2 separate regions of the Homo sapiens genome follow, and region 2 is linked to region 1. Evidence: chromatin contacts called from ENCODE Hi-C or POLR2A ChIA-PET data. All regions are on one chromosome and are shown on one strand. Each heading gives the region's core, a stretch centred on a gene start or an enhancer-like site at or near the end of the contact. The rest is flanking DNA. Distances are from core to core; before and after follow the strand shown.

Evidence for each region. A loop is a pair of places that touch in the nucleus more often than their neighbours do. ChIA-PET counts read pairs that join two places held with the same protein, here RNA polymerase II (POLR2A). Pooled maps may share reads with other maps.
Region 2: a loop to region 1 is called in a pooled map, with 3 times the contacts of the local background. The contact joins the promoter of CDCA3 here to the promoter of SCNN1A in region 1. A Hi-C loop is called at or near these places in 6 of 50 pooled maps. POLR2A ChIA-PET finds 5 or more read pairs at or near these places in 3 of 52 experiments (HepG2, PC-9 and activated CD4-positive, alpha-beta T cell).

The regions. Positions count from the first base shown.
Region 1 is chr12:6,373,628-6,378,961 of GRCh38, reverse strand. SCNN1A (sodium channel epithelial 1 subunit alpha) reads left to right here and starts at 3,399. Exons shown (of 13, transcript NM_001038.6): 1 at 3,399-3,457; 2 at 4,125-4,594. The coding sequence starts at 4,179. It also overlaps a transcript of LTBR not described here. RefSeq lists enhancers at 1,967-2,571, 4,388-4,992.
Region 2 is chr12:6,849,613-6,855,101 of GRCh38, reverse strand. CDCA3 (cell division cycle associated 3) reads left to right here and starts at 3,816. Exons shown (of 6, transcript NM_031299.7): 1 at 3,816-3,880; 2 at 4,093-4,269; 3 at 4,506-4,635; 4 at 5,244-5,489. The coding sequence starts at 4,150. USP5 (ubiquitin specific peptidase 5) reads right to left here and starts at 2,952. Exons shown (of 20, transcript NM_001098536.2): 1 at 2,812-2,952. The coding sequence starts at 2,922. RefSeq lists silencers at 1,961-2,010, 2,981-3,090, 3,761-3,810 and enhancers at 2,291-2,930, 3,201-3,250, 2,354-3,314, 3,321-3,600.

The DNA.
Region 1 (5,334 bases), core at 2,150-4,649:
CCCCTCTGGTTTCACTTCTCTCCCTGCAGCCGTGCATATTTTATGGCCACACCACAGGGTTAGAGGATAGCTGGTGTTGGGAGGGGAAGGCAGCCCTGGGTTGGCGGGAAGGGCTGGGGCTCTGGGGGAGTCTGGGGGTAGTCCTGGGAAGGCAGGGGGTCCTTCCAAGACAGAGTCTACAAAGCTCTTGACTTCTTATAGAACAAAACTGTACTTCTCTCAAAGTCAGAGAAGGAGAACTGGGCTTGGAAAGGAGTGGCCTGGTTTTCAGTCTGACCCCACCCCTAACTCCTGGGTGACTGTGGCCAAGTCACTTTGCTTCTGTGGGCCTCAGTCCCCTCATGCATGAAGCAGGGGGCTAGATGCAAGGTCAGCTGGAAAAAGTCTTTGTCCATCTGGGTTGCCTTACCCACCCCTTCTTGCCCTTTCATTTTCTCAGGTAAGATCACCGGGGCCCATAGAGGTCAAGTGCCTTTCTCAAAGTCACATAGTTTAAAAGCAAAAATAGGGGCTGAGTATGGTGGCTCACACTTGTAATCCCAGCACTTTGGGAGGCTGAGGCAGGAGGACTGCTTGAGCCTAGGAGTTGGAGGCTGCAGTGAGCCATGATCATGCTGCTGTACTCCAGCCTAGAGGATAGTGCATGATCCTGTCTCTAAGATAAATAAGAAAATAAAAGCAAAAATGGAAGTTGTAGAAACATACCTATAGCATGGTCTCTGTCATAAAAAAGAACTATATATTTTGTTTTTTAAAAATACATGTAAGTTTATAAAGGCACACAAAAAGATATAGACAGATATACAAATTATGGTGGCTCCCCTTTGGGGAGGGAAAGGAAGGGGACTAAGGGAAGCTCTATATACTTCTGTATTGCTGAAAAATTGTACTGTGACAAAAACATATTTGTGTATTATTTGTACACTTTAAAAGATCATCTTTAAAATGGACTTCTGACCAAAGTCCAGGTCTCAGATTTCTATTTTCCTCACAACACCAAGCCTGTTCTAGCCCGCTCCAGGTCTAGAATGCTGCAGCACTAGGCTCGCATTGCCACTCCCATACCCGGCAGGACGTGGCAGGGTCACCACCCTTTGGCTCAGCCCAGACCAGGCATTGCAATTCTTCTCACAGAGCCCTTGATATGAAAACTATTTGCCATGCTGCCTTAAGCTAGTGGTTGGATTTCAGGCATGAGCTGGCAAATAGAAAAGGCAGGGAGGTGCTTTTCAGAACCTTTGAGATCAAACAGCCAGGGTGCTGAGCACCTTATTGCAGGGAGGACCATGCCCAATGTAAGGACCTGGCTCAAGGGAGACTGGAGTTTCTAGGGGTCTCTGGGATATGTGGGGCAGTGGGGACAGTGCAGAGACCTTTTCACAGAGCCAAGGAGATAACCCAGCACCCAGAGAGCAGACGAATCCACGGGCTCTGTGTGGGAGTGAGGGAGGCCTTCCCGGCTTTCACATCCAGGTGCACCTGAGCCCCGATCCCCCATGAGTCTGTCTCAGGAAGTAAATGGCAAAAGCGCTAAGTAGATAGCCCCAGAGGAGGAGGAGAATTCTGAATTCTGTTTATAGCTCTGCTCCTATTTTGTTTTCTAACCTCAGAAAACTGATTTATCCTTGGGAAGGGTCAGTTTCTTCATTAGGACAATGAAGAAAAATCCAGCTGTCCCTTCCAAGGGGAGGTATCATGAGCAGTATCAAGGTAAGCAAGGGAACCTGGTTTGGAATCCTGGTTGACACCGGCTTTCACTTTAAGAAGTCGCAAGAGACTGCCGCAAGAGAGGAAGCCACAGACCAGGTTGGACCCTGAGCCTGGAGTACTGCCTTTTCTCTTCTTTGCCTGCTAAACTCCTTGCTTGTCAAGATTCAGCAGAGATGACACCTTCTCTGGGAAGGCTTCCTGAGTCTCCTGCAGTGAGCCCCTAGGCTCCCCTAGCCCTTGGCTCTTATGTCTTATCTCTGAGAAATCTGAGATCTGCACTTTTGTTAGAAGTCCGTTTTAAAGACAATCTTTTAAAGTGTACAAATAGAAACCTTATCTTATTGTATTGCAGGCCTATCTCCTCCCCCGGTGTGTATCAATGCTCAGGCTGGGCCTTTGTCTGCTGGCTTGTGGAGGGAGGCAGGACAAGCCAGTGACCACATTCCTGCACTCTGGGCTGCCTCCTGTGGGGCCCGTGAGGAAGCGGCAGCCTTCCCTGCCGCGTGCAGGGCCTGGGTTGTGTGGGTGGCTCTCCCGAGTCTCCTCCAGCCCTTTTTGGGTCTGATTCTCTGACCCTCCTCTCTCTCCTTGCTCACCACTTGGCACTCCACTCCTTATCCTTTTGCTGCATTAAGTTTGGAAAGAGATTTTGGAGAAAATATAGCCCATCAACGAATTTCTCCTCCTCCCAGGGCCTGTCTAGGCGTGTGCCATGCCCACCCTCTTCCTTTCCAGCGCTGGCCACATCCTCCCTGCACCTTCAGTGCCTGCTTTCCCTGCCTCTTCCTGGGCTCCGGGTCTGTGTCCACAGTGTCCTGCGTGGCCCTCGCGCTGCCTCTGGTTGCCCACATTCCTGCAACTCTGTGACCACAGCAGGGGCGATTACACATTCCTGGCCTGGCAGCCAACAGTGTAAAAAAGAACAGAATGTCCTAGGGCCCCGCCTAGCCCCCAGCTTCACCTGGGCCCCTCCCGGGTCTGGACAAGGTTGGAGGGGGTGGCGAGGAATCAGCAGGAAAGAGGAGGGACCAGGAGGAGGCAGACGCATCCCACCTGAGTGCGCTGCTCCCACTTAGTGAGCGGGGAGGAGACCTGCAGAGACCTCTTCTCTCTTCTCTGCAGGGCCTGAGGGTGAGGCTGACCTGTGGGTGCCCTTGGAGGGCTGCCCACTTGCTGAGCCTCTAGCTCCTGGAAGCACACTTGGGACTCCCCCCTTGCTCTCCTTCCTGGAGACAGACTCCCTTTGGTGCTGGCTCCTTCTATTTGCCCCCACCACTGCCCCCCACCTGCCTCTACTCACTCAGTGCCCCTCCTCCATCCCTATCTCTCTGTCCTTCGCTGTCCCTCTCTATTGTCTCCCTCTTTCTGCCCTCCTGTCCTCCCGGTTCCCCACCCAGGCCCTCTCAGCCTGGCTGGCCCCTTCTCCTTGTGTTGCCCTCCTAGCTGTGGGCTCAGGATCCTTCTACTTGTTCAGATCTTTGCCCCTCACCTGCCATCCTGTCCCCCAGCCTCCTTGCCTGTCTGCGTCTAAAGCCCCTGCCCAGAGTCCGCCTTCTCAGGTCCAGTACTCCCAGTTCACCTGCCCTCGGGAGCCCTCCTTCCTTCGGAAAACTCCCGGCTCTGACTCCTCCTCAGCCCCTCCCCCCGCCCTGCTCACCTTTAATTGAGATGCTAATGAGATTCCTGTCGCTTCCATCCCTGGCCGGCCAGCGGGCGGGCTCCCCAGCCAGGCCGCTGCACCTGTCAGGTGAGGGGGAGGAGAGGTTTGGCTGCCAGATTCAACTGGAAAGGAACCAGTCCCAGTCCAGCCGCAACCTGGGAGTGGGAAGCTGGAGGCAGCCCAGACCTCCTGGAGCCCTGCAGTCCTGGGGCAGAGACAGAATCAGGACACAGCTCGAGGTCAGGGCCAGAGGCTGGAGCTGAGGGCCTAGAGTGAGAGGGGGCAAGGCAAGGGGGGGAGAGGAAGAGAGGCAGGATTAGAGAGAGGAGGCAGGCCAGAAAGAGGAGAGCAGGAGAGACCCAAAGAGAAACAGAAGGCAGATAGAGAGGGAGTGAGAGGCAGGAGCTGAGACACAGATCCTGGAGGAAGAAGACCAAAGGAAGGGGGCAGAGACAGAAAGGGAGGTGCTAGGACAAAACTCGAAAGGTGGCCCTATCAGGGAAGCAGAGGAGAGGCCGTTCTAGGGAAGCCCAGCTCCGGCACTTTTGGCCCCAACTCCCGCAGGTCTGCTGGCTCCAGGAAAGGTGGAGGAGGGAGGGAGGAGTGGGAGAATGTGGGCGCAGGGTGGGACATGGGCATGGCCAGGGGCAGCCTCACTCGGGTTCCAGGGGTGATGGGAGAGGGCACTCAGGGCCCAGAGCTCAGCCTTGACCCTGACCCTTGCTCTCCCCAATCCACTCCGGGGCTCATGAAGGGGAACAAGCTGGAGGAGCAGGACCCTAGACCTCTGCAGCCCATACCAGGTCTCATGGAGGGGAACAAGCTGGAGGAGCAGGACTCTAGCCCTCCACAGTCCACTCCAGGGCTCATGAAGGGGAACAAGCGTGAGGAGCAGGGGCTGGGCCCCGAACCTGCGGCGCCCCAGCAGCCCACGGCGGAGGAGGAGGCCCTGATCGAGTTCCACCGCTCCTACCGAGAGCTCTTCGAGTTCTTCTGCAACAACACCACCATCCACGGCGCCATCCGCCTGGTGTGCTCCCAGCACAACCGCATGAAGACGGCCTTCTGGGCAGTGCTGTGGCTCTGCACCTTTGGCATGATGTACTGGCAATTCGGCCTGCTTTTCGGAGAGTACTTCAGCTACCCCGTCAGCCTCAACATCAACCTCAACTCGGACAAGCTCGTCTTCCCCGCAGTGACCATCTGCACCCTCAATCCCTACAGGTCGGTTAGTCCCTCTGCCCCTTCCCTGGTGCCTGCGCCTGGAAGGGTGGTCCAGGGTGCTGAGGTGCTCACTGGGCAGGCAGAGCCTCAGACCTGAGGGTGGGAACTGACACCCCTGTCCCAGGTAGAGCTCACTGCTGGCAAAATGAGGAGCCTCCAGCTTACTGGACTGGCGTCCCTGCCCAGTGGAGCCATCCTAGCACCCCAGGCTCACCCAGAGTGTGGTTGTTGGAGCAGCATTGCCCTCCCCTGCCCTCTCTTCTCCTTCCCTCCCATTCCCTTCTCCCTCCTGCAAGTGGGAGGGAGTGCTTGCAAAAGGGCAGGGGTGTGCTCAGCTGCATCCCTTTTCTGGAGCAAGATGCCAGCAAAGTATAAGACCTCGTCCACCTCAGCAGGAGAGTCTGATGGAGGGGTGAGGCTAGGTGAGGGGAGGCGAGACCGTGCAGGTGCTGTGGAGGTGGTGCTGTCAGTCTTTGTTTAGAAGGGGAATTTATTATGGAGAAAGCAAAGAGGGGGATCGTGGAGGTTAGGGCTGCAAGTGAGCCCAAAGGCTGGGGGCAGGGGCCTTACAGAACAAGGAGAATGGGTCAGGCTAGAGAGCAGCTCCTTGTGAAGCTCTTCCCCCAAAAGACCCAGGCTAAAATGCTGCACTGTTGACCTGCCCAGGTGCCTGACCTTTACGTGCTTGGGTGTGTCCTGAACTTTTGGGTTTCATCGGTGCTCTTTGCCAATGTTGGGTC
Region 2 (5,489 bases), core at 2,567-5,066, 480 kb before region 1:
TTCTTGGGCTTTGGAGCTCTTTAATCAATCACAGAGGACTTCCTTCACCTCTATCCTGGGGCTAACAGATCCAGAAAGTAAATGGGGATCAAATACTGTGGACTTCCAGTGCTGGAGATTACATTCAAAGGGAAAAAGGGTCCCTTCGTGGGAGAGGAAAGACTTTCATGTGAGACACTGAACCCAAACCAGGGGACACCTAAGACAAACCCTATCTCATCTCCATGATTCAGAAAACCTTCCAGACCAGAGGAGCAGAGATTCCAGCACTTGAACAGTATATCTGACCCGAGTGTGCCAGCAAGCAAAATTACCTTTCCTTTAAAAAAAAAAAAAATTTTATTTTAGAGACACTGCACTCTGTCACCCAGGCTGGAGTGCAGTGGCACGATCATAGCTCACTGCAGCCTCAACCTCCCCGGCTCAAGTGATCCTTCTGCCTCAGTCTCCAAAGGAGCTGGGACTACAGGCACATGCCACCATGCCTAGATTTTTTTTTTTTTTTTTTTTAGAGGTGGGGTCTCGCTATGTTGCTTAGGCTGGTCTTTAACTTGTGTGGCCTCAAACAATCCTTCCACCTTGGCCTCCCAAAGTGCTGGGATTACAGCGGTGAGACTAAACATCCAGCGAAAAAGACCTTTCTTTTACCACATTCTACCAGGTAGTCGAACCCTGGTCCACACTGTGAGTCTTCTCCCTCCTCTCCTGCTGAAGTGTGGCTTCCAGGGGAACAATGACTTGTTAGGGACTCACAGCTAAACATGCACCCAGTCTGGCAGGGTCATGAAGTCCAGCATTCCATAGCCACCACCCTCTCTCCTCTGCCTCCCCTCCGACCAATAAGATCCCTGCTGAAGTCCCAACAAATCACCAATCTCAAAGCCATCCCGTTCTGACAACAATCTCGCAACACTTGCTGAGATAGCTAGAACACACATAACCCGTGAAAACAGGGACAGACGGGTGTCCACCCAGAAACACAGCTGAGAAGGGAGGATGGGCTTCCCCCAAAGCTGACCAAGTTTTCCAGTGCCTTTGTAAAGAGTGATGGAGAAGGTGGAGGAGGAAATTGGAGACAATAAGGGTCTTCCCTCAGATCCAAGGCTTTGAGCAACAACAGACATCCTCTTCCAGGAATAAAAGTCTCAGTGGCCTTGAACATTTCTCTGCTGTGATATGAAAAATAGTGCACTGTCTAAGGTAGTTCTTGGTCCCATAGATTGCTCTGTACCACTTCCTAGGAACAGTGTGTACTGCAAGTTCATGAACAAATAGAGCATTTCTCACCGGGGAGGTCAACTAAGCTCTTTCTACCATGAGCCCAATTTGAAGGTAACCAAATATGCTGGAAGTTGGTTAGCAAAGAACTAGGGCACACTGAAAATCTCTTGACTTGGGGTGAAAAAGGGAAAGTTTCAGAAGATTACAAAAACCCTTTTTGGATTATTCAAAGCAGTTACTAAGGAGAGAGACAGGAGTGAATAAAAGTGTAAAGAGGGACCCACTGACTTCTACCACCTGCTGGTAATTTAAGAAAAACCTTTCCCTCCTGGGAAGAATGTGGGAGCTCTGAAGTGATTAAACTCCTCTGTTGGAAATTAAAGATGCTGATTTCACCAAGGATTGGGAACCCCGGAGCTCTGCTCCGCGCAGTGCTCTTTTACCTCTGCCAAAGCCAGACTTCAGAGAAGCAGCACATTGTCTGAGGCCCAGATCAAAGCCTAGCAAACCAAGCAAACCACAAATCACAGTGATGATCCTGAACTGGGCCTCACATCATGCTGTTCTACTCAGTACTGGTGATGCAGTAATGAAGGCTTTCCACTCTGACTTGCAGTTTTCAGGCCATGAGCTGGTTCTGGCAGAATACACTGGGCAGGGCACAGCAGCTTGAGGGGAGGGGTGGTGAGGGGGGCGGATCCCAACCAAGCTGCTGCCTTCTCAGTTCAGGCCCCAAAGGGCCTCCGCTTGAGGGTGACATAGGGAAGGCAGAACTGCAGGAAGGGAGGTACCAGGTGGAGCCTGCAAAACGTGAAGCATGGTGTGGGAGGTGGCTTTGTGTAACTAGCCAAGAGTGGGAGCGGGATGGGAAAGAGGCCTTAGCATCCTCCGAGAAAGAAACCACCTCTCTAGGAATACTTTAAAAGGGGTTATCTCAGCTGTCTGTGATAGGCTGGGGGGCGGGGGGAAGGGTGGGGGCTGCGGCCATTGCTCACTTCAAAGGAGAAACGACTAGAGCTTTCCTCTCCTCTTTCCTCCCCTCCCCGCCCCCTGTCTGTTTTAACCACGGGGTGGAGGCTCTCTGCCTTTCTCAGAATCGGACTTCTTGAGAGTCCACTCCCAGACTATTAACCGCCTAGGAACTGCGGTCCCCACCCCCCAACTCCAACCCCGGCCGAGAACAGTGGGGAGTCGTCCCCATCACTCCTACACGAGACTACAAAACCCGGAGAGCCGTGCGCGGCAGACAAGGCCGACTGCCAGGTTTTCTCAAGGGTCCACTTGGGGGATGTAGTCCGACGGTCGGGCTGCGCCCCTAGCTTAGAACGGCAACGAAGGCAGTGAGTGACTACAATGCCCACAGTGCTCCACGAAGCGGGGAGCCGGAGAGGTGAGCGCGGCGGCTTCCGGGGACGGTAGTCACACGACAGCCGCAGTTAATGAAAGGCAACGGCAGAGTGGAGCGTGGGAGACTACAAGTCCCATGGTGCATCGCAGGGAGGCGGTAGCCCAAGCCTTGCAGGCCCCAGCGGAATGACCAGGGCGATGGAAGGAAGTCGTGCTCGTTGCGGGCGTGGGGAATGGGCTTACCGGCGTGTCGAAGGAGAAGGCGCACTCGTCTTTGTGGACCCGGTCTCCAGCCTTAGGGACCCGGATCGTCGGTAATACTGACAGCAGCGCCTCCTCACTCAGCTCCGCCATGACACCGGCAGCAGCTTCTCCACACACGGCGGCTCCCACCGTTCCCAGTCCCCTCCCCTGCCCCTCCCGTCCAATGAGCGCCACTCGTTAGGGGCATGCGCCGCGGAGACGACGCGCGAGAATGGCAGTTGGACGGAGCCTGCCTGCCGGTGCTCCGCCCCTGCCCCGCGCTTGACTGACGCCAATGAGAAGCGCTCCTAAGGCAATTGATGGTTGAAAGAACCAATCCCACTCCTCCAGGGCGGGAGCGCACGTAGAGCAGCTAGGTGGGCTTCGGGGTTGCAGCTGCTGCGGCTCCGCAGCTGCTCCGGCTCCGGGACCCTTAGAGTCCATTCGCGTGCCTTCTATTGAAGAGCAGGAACTGACGGTTGTTTTAGGCCTCTCAATTCCAGAAAGTTTCCTGGGGACCTGTCCGGTCGGAAAGTCGAGGGACAGTTGTCTTGGTATTTGTAAAGGGGGTATCCAGTGAGGCGGAGCTTGAGGGGGTTGTGTCGAGTGACTGATACAGCTGTCAACCAATAAAGCTACTATCGCTCGCCTCAGGAAAACCATCACAACTCCAGCTGGATGTGCGCATAATAGTGTAATCACTCATGATTCTATTTTGTTTAATAATTCGTTCTTGAGACTAGACGTCTCGAAAGCGAAGACTGGCACTCCTCAGCCTGCCACGGACGGCTCGCAGGCCGATACTGAACAGAAGTACCCTTATCAAGGAGGCGTCACCCCTGGGCAAGCCTAGCATCAGTCCATTGACACCTACAGTCACCATGATAGACGTTCTCCCAGACCAACAGCTTCCTTTGGCTCGAGGCGGGTCTTACGTGGAGGGCCTATGGGAACTACGTCGGCTCAGCCAATAGGGTCAGGGCAGGGGGCGTGGCGGGAAGTTTGAAACTGGTAACTTCGGGAGTTGAGCCACGAGCTGTTGTGCATCCAGAGGTGGAATTGGGGCCCGGTAAGTGATTTGAATAATTTAATAAATAAGTTAGAGGGCTCAGCAGGCCCAGAACGAGCCATTTTGTCAGCTGCAGCAGTCATTAACTCCGCAGAGGCCTCTGGTCCCTCGCCAGGAAGTTTCTTCACTGGAAACTGGGAAGACAGGGTGGTTTAGGGTTGAAGGTCCGACGTGGAAGAGATAAGGGCTGAGACCTGAGTCACTTCTCACAGGCATTCCCTCCTCGTCCCGGGCTGGCCCTTGCCCCCACCCTGCAACTCCTGGTTGAGATGGGCTCAGCCAAGAGCGTCCCAGTCACACCAGCGCGGCCTCCGCCGCACAACAAGCATCTGGCTCGAGTGGCGGACCCCCGTTCACCTAGTGCTGGCATCCTGCGCACTCCCATCCAGGTACTCTGGGCCAGCGTGGGAAAGGCAGAGAATGTCTGAATTCTTGGGTCTCTTCCTAACCTGATTTTGAGAGAGCCGTCATGACCCCACCCTTATCCTAGCCTTATTTTCTGCAATCTCAATCTGTGTGGGGTAGGCTGGATATCTGAGGGCCTTGGCAATTCCTTCCTGGAATATGGGGAGGAGAGGAGAGAAGAGTCAGGGCCCAGACTTGTTCTAGCCTATGGTCTTGACAGGTGGAGAGCTCTCCACAGCCAGGCCTACCAGCAGGGGAGCAACTGGAGGGTCTTAAACATGCCCAGGACTCAGATCCCCGCTCTCCTACTCTTGGTATTGCACGGACACCTATGAAGACCAGCAGTGGAGGTAAGCGTTGGGCCCAGGGAATGCTGATGAAGCTGTCATCTATTATTCTTGGGTAGGGTCCATGAAGCCATTCTCTCAGGGTTCCTTAAAGGGGCCTCTATCCTCCTGCTTCGGACCCATCTCACTCTTATCTCAATATTTTGTTCCCAGCCTGGGTGCGGTGGCTCATGCCTGTAATCCCAGCACGTTGGAAGGCCGGGGTGGTCAGATCGCTTGAGCCCAGGAGTTCAAGACCAGCCTAGGCAACATGGCAAAACCCCATCTCTAGAAAAAATACACACACATAACACACACACACACACACAAAAGCACGGTGGCATGGGCCTGTGATCCCAGCTACTCAGGAGGCTGAAGTGGGAGGATTGCTTGAGCCCACAAGGTCAAGGCTGCAGTGAACTGTGATCACGCCACTGCACTCCAGCCTGGGGGACAGAGCAAGCCCCATCTCAAAAAAAAAAAAAATTGCTCCCTTTCACCTTGATTTCCTTGATTTCTCTCTTCCCACTTGCTCACCCTCCTGGGCATGAGTCCTGGGTTTCTGTATGTTTTGCTCCTTGCTGAATGTTGTGTATCAGAAGGTCACTGTTCACTTCACTTTCTTCCTCTAGACCCCCCAAGCCCACTGGTGAAACAGCTGAGTGAAGTATTTGAAACTGAAGACTCTAAATCAAATCTTCCCCCAGAGCCTGTTCTGCCCCCAGAGGCACCTTTATCTTCTGAATTGGACTTGCCTCTGGGTACCCAGTTATCTGTTGAGGAACAGATGCCACCTTGGAACCAGACTGAGTTCCCCTCCAAACAGGTGTTTTCCAAGGAGGAAGCAAGACAGCCCACAGAAACCCCTGTGGCCAGCC